Linked DNA regions of Homo sapiens: region 1 is linked to region 2. The links are chromatin loops, found by intact Hi-C in ENCODE. Cell type or tissue: Calu3. All regions are shown on one strand. Each heading gives the region's core, and the rest is flanking DNA. Links, peaks and the distances in the headings are about the cores only.

Region 1 (5,377 bases), core at 191-5,190, 390 kb before region 2:
TACTGCATTTGTTCTTATTTTGCTGCAAGAAGCTAGAGTCTTCTCTTACTTTTTCCAAAGTCCCAAACACTTCACTAAGGGAATCTCTAGTAAGAACCTATTTGAGGAGAACCTGTTCCACTGCCCCATTTCTGTGACTTTCTGGAACAGAGGGGAAAGAGGAATTGGCAACATCCCCTCATAGTCCCGTACCTCCACCAAGGTGAGACTCTGAAGCCAATTGACTTATTAAGGTTCATTCCCTGAGAAGTAAGAATAGAGAACCATTCAAAGCTAGTGTCAGTTTTGTTTGTTTGTTTGTTTGTTTTGAGATGGAGTCTCACTCTGTCACCCAGGCTGGAGTGCAGTGTCATGATCTCAGCTCACTGCAACCTCCACCTCCCAGGTTCAAACAATCCTCTTGCCTCAGCCTCCCAAGTAGCTGGGATTACAGGCATGCACCACTGCAGCCAGCTAATTTTTGTATTTTTAGTAGAGACGGGGTTTCACCATGTTGGCCAGGCTGGACTCGAACTCATGACCTCAGGTGATCCACCTGCCTTGGCCTCCCAAAGTGCTGGGATTCCAGGCACGCGCCACCAGGCCCAGCCTAGTGTCATCCTTTTGTGATGTTGCCAGGCCCTTCCACCGAAACAGAAAATAAAAGTCCCAAAGGCTTTTTAGTATTATAACAAGGACACCTGTTTAAAAACAGTCACAGGCCGGGCACGGTGGCTCCCGCCTGTAATCCCAGCACTTTGGGAGACTGAGGCGGGCAGATCACAAGGTCAGGAGATCGAGACTATCCTGGCCAACATGGTGAAACCCCGTCTCTACTAAAATACAAAAAATTAGCCAGGTGTGATGGCACATTAGCCAGGTGTGATGCACTACAGGCACAGCTGGCCTGTAGTCCCAGCTACTCGGGAAGCTGAGGCAGGGGAATCGCTTGAACCCGGGAGGCAGAGGTTGCAGTGAGCCGAGATAGCACCTCTGCACTCCAGCCTGGCAACAGAGCAAGACTCCGTCTCAAAAAAAAAACAAAAAACAAAAAAACAAAAAATAGTCACAGAGCCTTGCTAATGGGGAGAATATCCTTTCCCAGGTATGGATTTGGATCGTATAGTCTCTAGGAAATACCTAATGTTTGTCTCAGAGATGTGTTATTATTTAACAGGTCAACCAGTAAAGGAATCAGCTGTAACAATTCTACCTGTTGGGAAGATTGGAAATAAATTGGCTCCCAACATTCACAACCAGTCATAACACCCAAGCTCATCCTCTCTGCGGAATATGCGATGCAGACAGACTCCCTACCCATCTGGCAGAAGTCCAGAGTGACACAGAGATTGCAGGACTAAGGAAAGAGCCAAGGAGTGAGACTCCCTTCTCTGTAATGGACTGGGCTTTCCCTAATGGATCTTAGAACGGTGCCTTTAAAGTTGCACACCCATCAGCTGGTTCTAATCCTGGGCACAATGACAGATCACAGCACCAGAATTCATAATGGACCCAAAGAAAATAGCAATATTTGTTTTCTAAACTCAATAACGGGCTGGGTGGGGTAGCTCACCCCTGGAATCCTAGCACTTTGGGAGGCTGAGGCAGGTGGATCATTTGAGGTCAGGAGTTTGAGACCAGCCTGGCCAACATGATGAACCCATCTCTACTAAAAATACATAAATTAGCTGGGTGGTGCCGGCAAGCACCTGTAATCCCAACTACTAGGGAGGCTGAGACAGAAGAATCACTTGAACCCAGGAGGCAGATGTTGTGCTGAGCTGAGATCACGCCACTGCACTCCAGCCTGGGCGACAGAGCTAGACTGTCTCAAAAAATTCAAAAATAATAAAAAATAAACACAACAAAGGGCCAAAAAGAAAAATCAGGGCCCAATAAAACACTTCTGACTTTTCTGCATCACTTAGCACAGTCCTTTGAATATAATATATAGGCAATAAATATTTGCTATCAGTTTCAACTAAATAGCTTCCACTATCATTGAACATTAGTTTATCTGGTTTCATCCTTACAGCAGACTTCCTCAGTTAAAAGTCATGAAAAACTATTTAAAAATGTAAGCATCATTAAAATTTCACCCCATGGCATTCAACTCCCCGAGGTCAACAGTGGCAGTATTTTTCATCTGCTCAAGTACAAATCAGCTCTTAGATCATCAGATGGCTGCTGCAGGCCCGGGCTCTTCTTTTCCAAAATAGTTGTTGCACTGTGATTGGAATAAGCACAGTGGCTGCTGTTGGAAGGGGAGGGATGCAGGGAAAAGCTGTGAGGAGGCTTTGTGGGTTGGCAGATGCTACGATTTTCCTCTCGGTGCAGCAGTTGTGTTGAGCTATATGTTTTTGCATAGACACATTCCTTTGGCAAACAGACTGTTCTTTTTCATTTCTGCTTCCAACAGACTGGTGGCATCCTGTGCAGTAAGAGGGAGGCAGGAGGAGGTTCCTCCTCCTCCAGGAGGGCGAACCCAAGGCTGGCTACTCTCATCAGAGCCAGCCCTAGGGATGCAGGCCCCAGGGAAAGCCACAAGGGGTCGTTTCTGTGCAAGGGTGAAATCTGGTTTGAGAGACAAAATACCATTGTTAGTGGATGGGCAAGAAGGAAGCTGGAGATGGCGACTGGCGTTGTGAAAAGGAGAAATTACTTGTAAATTGACTGAGCCATCTCAGCAACACACAACTCCTGGGTCTTTTTCAACAGGTGAAAATTAACTGCTCTCTTGCAACCTTGTGACCAGATTGAAATGAAAATAAGCCCCGAGTCAAATATGTACAAAAAGTTATTAAACAAGCACTTCTTTGCAAACTGGCAAAGAACAATACATATAACCAGTTCTTTCTTTCTTTCTTTGTTTTTTGTTTTTGTTTCTGTTCTGGTTTTGAGACCGAGTCTCACTCTATTGCCCAGGCTGGAGTTCAGCGGCACAATCTGGGCTCACTGCAACCTCTGCCTCCTGAGTTCAAGCAATTCTCCTGCCTCATCCTTCCGAGTAGCTGGGATTACAGGTGCGCGCCACCACGACTGGCTAATTTTTGTGTTTTTAGTAGAGACAGGGTTTCACCATGTTGGCCAGGCTGGTCTCGAACTCCTGGCTTCAGGCGATCCACCCGCCTTGGCCTGCCAAAGTGCTGGGATTACAGGTGTGAGCCACCACGCCTGGCCCTTTTTTTTTTTTCTTTTTGAGACAGGGCAGGCAGAGATAATAACAGGGTCATAGCCAAGAACTGTGGGAATCACCACTATTTGGTCACCCAGTTGGTGTTGCTGACACATAGTCTCCCAAGGAGACTGGCAGTGGGAAAGTCTCCCTTCCTGGTGTGAGCCAGCCCCCAGGGAAAGAATGTTTTCTGTAAATACTGTTCTCACACATCCCCACTCCCAAAACACACACACACACACACACACACACACACACACACACACACCACTCCGTCGACACTACCTGAACACCTTCACCTGCACTATGATGAAGAGCAGTGACCTCAATCCTCAGTCCCCCACTGAGATGATGGTTTCCACCCATGTGGACCCAGGAGCAGGCAGAAAGGTGGGAAGGTAATGCCAGTCAGCCAGGGATTTGGACTTTGCTGCATGATGCTGAATCTTTCACCTTTTATTCTTTCGTGTGGTATAAACTTAGAAAGAAGGTTGGTTTGTTTTTTCATGAACTAGTCAGACAATTGACAATGTGATGTATCATTTAGATTTCCCAATACTCAACTGCCCCCCAGCAGAAGGTCATTGTGTCTACTCCAGGCTTTTTGAAACAATTTTTGTATTGAAGGCATCAGAAGCACCTGAAACTTGAGATGTTAAAATCACTGTCTGTAGGCAGTCCTTAAGGTATTGTGGTGATTTGTACTGTGTCAGCTCAGCTCAGCTGGAACTACGTTTCCAGGAATCTCCTCTCTATATGGTCCTGGATTACGGTCGGCCTCTAAGGAAATGTGCAGGCAATGTGGAAGCTGAAAGGGGCACAGCAGGAATTACCTAGGAGGGCTGGGTGAGACTTCGGGTGACGCCCCACTTGGCAGGTCATTGCTCATGGGGATGGGAGGGTCATCTCTTCAGCACGGGACTGTCTCAGGACAGGATCATGTTTGTAGTTCCTCCAAGTCCTGCTGGATCTCCCACTTCAAGTTCTACAAGTCCTCCGCCAGGCCTGTCTGCAGTTTTATGGCAAAGAGCACCAGCCTCTACCCATGTCATTGGGATTAGTGGCAGTGGGAGGTAGATGTGGATTCTATGTTGTCCCTAAGAGTAGCCTCCAAGGCCGGGCATGGTGGCTCATGCCTGTAATCCCAGCATTTTGGGAGGCCAAGGCGGGTAGATCACCTGCGGTCAGGAGTTCGAGACCAGCCTGACCAACATGGCGAAACCCCGTCTCTACTAAATACAAAAAATTAGCCAGGAGTGGCAGCACATGCCTGTAATCCCAGCTACTTGAGAGGCTGAGGCAGGAGAATTGTTTGAACCTGGGAGGCAGAGGTTGCAGTGAGCCAAGACCGCACCGTTGCACTCCAGCCTGGGCAAAAAGAGAGAAACTCTGTCTCAAAAAAAAAAAAAAAAATTATATCATGAGTGAACTGAAGTTTTTATCATAGAAAAATCAGATTCAGATTCAAAAGTTTTCCTTCTTTTTTTTTTTTTTTTTTTTGATATGGAGTCTCGCAGTGTTACCCAGCCTATAGTGCAGTGGCTATTCACAAGCATGATCATAGCTCACTCCAGCCTCAAACTCCTGTGCTCAAGCAATCCCCTTGGCTCAGCCTCCCAAGTAGCTGGGAACATAGGCACATGTCACCATGTCTGGTTCAAGAGCTATCTTGAATCTACAAAGAGCTTGAATATGTGCTGGGCTGTCGTGTAGAAAGCAGGTTTAAAAGAGTTTTCAATTCCTCCAATGCATAGGTTTTAGATCTAAAGGGACAAAAACTGTAACCCCATACAAAGATTTCTGGGCCAGGCACAGTGGCTCGTGCCTGTAATCCCAGCACTTTGGGAGGCCAAGGCAGGAGGATCACTTGAGGCCAGGAGTTTGAGACCAGCCTGGGCAACATACTGAAACCCTGTCTCTAGTCACAAAAAAAAAAAAAAAAATAAGATTTCTGTCTGAAATAGCTGCCTTGATAAGTGTTGCATTCCCCAGAACTACAGTTGCTCTGGCAAATGGGGAATGACCTTTGGCAGGGTTGTTGTCAGCAAGTTCAGTCCTGGGCTGGATGCTTGCAAATTAAAATTCTAGTCGGCTTTGTTCTATTACTTACTGTGAATATTATCAAAGATGTACTGATCCTCTCGAGAGCATCATGGTGGGTTAAAAAGAGGAAAAAGGGGGTACAAAGAAGTAGAGAACCAAATTTCTTTCTTTGAAATATTT
Region 2 (5,377 bases), core at 327-5,326:
TGTGGTTGGAATTCTGAGACGCCAGACATCAGAGGTGCCTGAAATTTCCCTGCTTGGCTATAATGCCCTAGGGTGCCCAATCAGTCTGTAAACACTTACTGAGCGCTTATTAGTGATCTATTGCTTCATAACAATTTACTCTAAAACTTAGTGGCTCACAACAATGATAATCAATTTTTATCTCTAATGATGTATGTGAGTCAGGAATTCCAAAGCAGCTTGGTTGGGTGTTTCTGGCTCAGACCTTCTCATGAAGTGGTGGTCAACATGTCAGCAGGGCTGCAGTCATGTGAAGGCTTGACTGGGGACAGAGATCCATGTTTTCAAGGTGGCTCACTCACATAGCCAGCAAGTTGGTGCTGGCTTTCAGCGGGAGCCTCAGTTCCTCTCCCTGTGCATCCCTCCACAGAGCTGCTTGAGTGTCTGTATTTGTTTTGAAATTGTTGCATAGAAAATTACCACAAACTTAGTAGGTTAAAACAGTACCCATTTATTATCTCACAGTTCTGTAGGTCAAAAGTCCAGGCAGGCTCAACTGGTCTCTCTGCTTCCAAGGCCAAAATCAAGGTGTCAGCTGGTCTTGGTTCTCACTGGGAGGCTCTAGGGAACATTCTGCTTCCAAACCCATTGAGGTTGTTGCCAGAATTGTTCCTTGCAGTTATATAGGATTGAGGTCTCCATTTTCTGGCAGGCTGTTAGCTGAGGGCTGCTCTTAGCTTCCAGAGGCCACACTCAGGCCCAGGGGCTCCCTCTATTGTTAAATCAGCAGCAATGCATCAGGTCCTTCTTGAGCTTTGAATCTCTCTGACTTCCTCTTCTGCCCCCAGCTGAAGAAAACTCTCAGCTTTTAAACGGCTCATAGGATTAGATTGGGCCCGCTCAATCTTCCCATTGTAACATCAACTGATTAGTAAACTTAATTACATCTGCAAAATCCCTCTTGCCATGCAACATAAGATAGTGATGGGAGGCCGGGCATGGTGGCTCACACCTGTAATCCCAGCACTTTGGGAGGCCGAGGTGGGCAGATCACTTGACGTCAGGAGTTCAAGACGAGCCTGGCCAATATGGCAAAACCCCATCTCCACTAAAAATTAAAAAAAAAAAAAATAGCTGGGCATGGTGGGATACACCTGTAGTCCCAGCTATTTGGGAGGCGGAGGCAGGAGAATCAATTGAACCTGGGAGGCTGAGGTTGCAGTGAGCCGAGATTGTGCCACAGCACTCCAGCCTGGGTGACAGAGAGAGAATCTGTCTGCAAAAAAAAAAAAAAAAAAAAAAGTGAAAAAGTGATTGGAACACACTGGAGTGCAAAGATTATAGGGGCCAGCAGAGTATAAGATTTCCAATTCTTCCACATGTTCACTAACATTTGGTAGTATCTTCTTTTCTCATTTTTGCTATCCTGGCTGGCCATTTAATACCATTAATTCAGCAAACACTTATTAAGTCTCCACAATTTTGTGCTGAGTGCCTAAAATCACGTAAACATGAATCAACTAGGTACTCAATAAATATTTGTTGGCTGATTTTCCAGATGTTGGAGACATAAAATTAATTAGACATGGACTCTGCTCTCAAGGATCTTAAAAGTAAATATGTAGTGAAAGACTGATGACCAGCACATAAATAATACAGTTAAAAAAGCAATAAGGGCCAAAAGGAGGGGAATTCAGAAGAAAGAAAAAAATCTTTTAATTTAGAAAGACTCAAATCAAGGGAAACATCCTTGAGTAAGTGGCATTTGAGTGGGTTTTGTAAGAAAAAAATTAGGATTTAGTTATGCAGAGGTGATGGAGAACAGGGGTAGTGGCTAATATTTCAAACAGATAGAAGAGCATGAGTGAGGCTGTGCACGGTGGCTCACAACTGTAATCCTAGCACTTTGGGAGGCTGAGGCGTATGGATTGCTTGAGCTCAGGAGTTTGAGACCAGCCTGGACAACACTGTGAAAATCCAACACAACAACAACAAAAAAAAACAAACACAAAAATTAGCCAGGCATGGTGGCTCGTGCCTGTAGTTCCAGCTACTTGGTAGACTGAGGCAGGAGGAGCCCTTGAGCCTGGAAGATCAAGGCTGCAATGAGCCAAGATTGCACCACTGCACTCCAGCCTGGGTGCAGAGTGAGACAGAAGGAAGAAGAAAGAAAAGAAAAGAAACCTCAGTGATAAAGATTCTCCAGTCTACAAACTGCACACTAGGAGCTTTCTGAACACTTTCAATGCCCAGAGGTATTTTGTTTGGTCTTTTCAATCTTTTTTTAAAAATTTAAATTTGAATGCATTTCATAGAGCATGCATTTTGTAATTCTAGTTTAGTCGATACAAGATCCTGTTGTCCTAAACCCCTCTTCAGCCTCTTCATAGATTTATGGTATCCACCTGGCATCTGAGGGATTTGTGTTTGAGAGCATGGAGTTCAATCCGTTTGTTTTACACATAAGAAAACTGAAGCTCCAAAAAAGCTAAATGACTCAAGGAAGTACTGAGAGTCAGTGGTGGAGTTTCTACCTGGATTCCAGCCTCTTGATGTCCTGTCTGAGCTTCTTTTGCAGAGGCTGATAGACCAAGGAGCTCAGTCACTCTTAGATAAACCCGCTTTGGCTATCAACAAATATGTATGTTTGTTTTTCCTTGAGAGAAGTTTTATAAAGGAAGATGGAAGGAGTTCAAGATTCCTAGGCAAAGAAGAGGACAGAGGCTGAAATGTGCTTCCTTTTTTTCATTTTGCTTGGACCTAAATGGCAGGAAATTTCTTAACTAAAATTAAAAAGCAACTAGAATATCTCTTCCCATCTCATGAATACGTTGCTTTCTAAAGTCAACCGAATCCAAGCAGCTGACTTTCAAAATGGGGCCGAAGGAGACTCTAAAGTGCCACCTGGTGGCCATCTTCAGCACAAGCGAAAAGGAAAAGGGATTGCAGTGAGATCTTTGATCCAGGTAGGGCTGATAGCGTAGAAAACTCCCCAGCGACAAAAGTGGTATTAAAAGTAACAAAAAAGGCCGGGCGCGGTGGCTCACGCCTGTAATCCTAACACTTTGGGAGGCCGAGGTGGGCGGATTGCCTGAGCTCAGGAGTTCGGGAACAGCCTGGACAACACGGTGAAACCCCGTCTCTAACAAAATACAAAAAATTAGCTGGGCGTGGCGGCGTGCGCCTGTAGTCCCAGCTACTCGGGAGGCTGAGGCAGGAGAATTGCTTGAACCTGGGAGGCGGAGGTTGCAGTGAGCCGAGATCGCGCCACTGCCCTCCAGCCTGGGCGACAGAGCGAGACACCGTCTCAAAAAAAAAGGAACAAAAAGGCTTTATTTGACCTGCGGCCAAACCAATGGAAACTTCAGTGGAGGTGGGTTAGAGTGAAGTTCAGGACTTTTAAAGCACTTGTGAGAATGTCTTCCCACAGGACTAAGGAAACAGGTGATACAGAAACAGATAAGGACATCCGGTGAAAGGAGTAAGGTAGGAAGAGATGAGGGTTCTAACCCTCCTACAGGCTTGGGAGTACTTAGCCTGGAGATATTTCTCCAAGCCTTCAAGTTGTCTGCAAGACAGTTCCATATATATGGTGTTTTTCAATATATTTTTACAAATACTATTTATGTTTTAAAATATTCATTGAACATGGAGAAACACCATCTCTACTGAAAATACAAAATTAGCTAGGCGTGGTGGTACATGCTTGTAATCCCAGCTACTCGGGAGGCTGAGGCAGGAGAATCGCTTGAACCCATGAGGCGGAGGTTGCGGTGAGCCGAAATCGCGCCATTGCACTCCAGCCTGGGCAACAAGAGCGAAACTCCGTCTCAAAAGAAAAAAAAATGCATTCAATTTATTACAGGTTTATAACATAACCACAATAAAAGAGGTGAGAAAAAAGAATTAAGTAACTTTGGACTGTTATTTAACTATGTACTCTAAACGCAAAGAGCACACAAATTTTACTGTATTTAATAAATTTGTTTTTCACAAGGCTGTAGGTTGGAAATTCTAAAACTGTTTTATGTGTAATCTAGTGTTGAACAAATAAGTAAATACATTGTGAATAATAACCACCGAATTTTTTACTGTCAGAGAAAGGAATTAAAAACAAGAAAGGGAAATAATAGAATGAACCCTGAGAGCTGGAATGGAACTGGAGGTATCAATATAAAATAATAGGTTTTTTTTGTTTTTTGTTTTTTGTTTTTTCTTTTTTCAGACAGAGTCTCTCTTTTGCCCAGGCTAGAGTGTAGTGGTGAGATCTCAGCTCACCACAACCTCCATCTCCCGAGTTCAAGCAATTCTCCTGCCTCAGCCTCCCAAGTAGCTGGGACTACAGGAGTGCGCCAACACGCCCGGCTAATTTTTGTATTTTTAGTAGAGACAGGGTTTCACTATGCTGGCCAGGCTGATCTCAAACTGCTGTCATCGTGATCCGCCCACCGCGGACTCCCAAAGTGCTGGGATTAAAGGCGTGAGCCACTGCACCCGGCAAAGTCATAGTTTTTAATAGAGAGACAGGGAAATAAGTAAAGACATGTTTAAGTGTACACATACGTATATTTCCTAGCCCTGATCACTGAGGGAGGAAACAATGACACCCCAGTAGCAGTAAGCATCTAGTGCCCAGATCTTTTTTTTTTTTTTTTTTTTGAGCCTGAGTCTTGCTCTGTCGCCCAGGCTGGAGTGCAGTGGCGTGATCTCGGCTCACTGCAAGCTCCGCCTCCCGGGTTCACGACATTCTCCTGCCTCAGCCTCTCCAGTAGCTGGGACTACAGGCACCCACCACCACGCCCGGCTAATGTGTGTGTGTGTGTGTGTGTGTGTGTGTGTGTGTGTGTGTGTGTGTGTTTAGTAGAGACGGGATTTCACTGCAGATCTTTCTTTCTAAATATTATTCTCCAGTAAAAAGGAACCCGGTCTACTTAAACAGATAGCTGATTATACGGCTGGGGCAGGGAAGAACAGAATGAACTTAGGACATCTTGTGGAGCTAGTAACTAAGGAAGTGCTCAAAAAATGATGGACACATGTTGAAATGACACAAGCCAACTTGGTAAGACTCCTAGATCTGGGACAATCTGAACAACAAAAATGTTTAAAAGATAATAATGTTCACTCACAGATTAAAAGCAATATTCATGAGCCCATACTTATTTAAATAAAAAATTGAATAAACAAATAAATGAGGAAGAAAGGAAAGTTCTTTCTTACTGTAATACTCCAATTAATAAATGCAGAAGGAGTGATGCAAATAGCAAGTCACCAATGGCAAAGATCACAGTAAAAATTGTTTTTCAAGAACGTATCAGTGGATGCTAAAATTCATGGATGAAATTATTACCAGAAACATGATATTTATTTAGTCTCTAAGTATTTTTCCATGAGATGC

The links. Peaks named below come from ENCODE experiments on the same cell type or tissue, not always from the same donor. Only the 100,000 strongest peaks of a DNase experiment are listed, where the experiment ranks them.
Region 1: a loop joins it to region 2, with 6 times the contacts of the local background. A loop is called at or near these places in 20 of 110 quality-filtered maps.

The regions. Positions count from the first base shown.
Region 1 is chr11:122,626,622-122,631,998 of GRCh38, forward strand. No RefSeq gene overlaps it. Among named protein-coding and RNA genes, the nearest start is that of UBASH3B, 26 kb to the right of the region's middle. RefSeq lists a silencer at 2,360-2,654. In Calu3, for the core only: a CTCF peak has its summit at 2,528; a DNase peak (open chromatin) is centred at 2,510.
Region 2 is chr11:123,020,422-123,025,798 of GRCh38, forward strand. No RefSeq gene overlaps it. Among named protein-coding and RNA genes, the nearest start is that of SNORD14E, 35 kb to the right of the region's middle. In Calu3, for the core only: a CTCF peak has its summit at 2,913 (motif pointing left); DNase peaks (open chromatin) are centred at 740 and 2,900.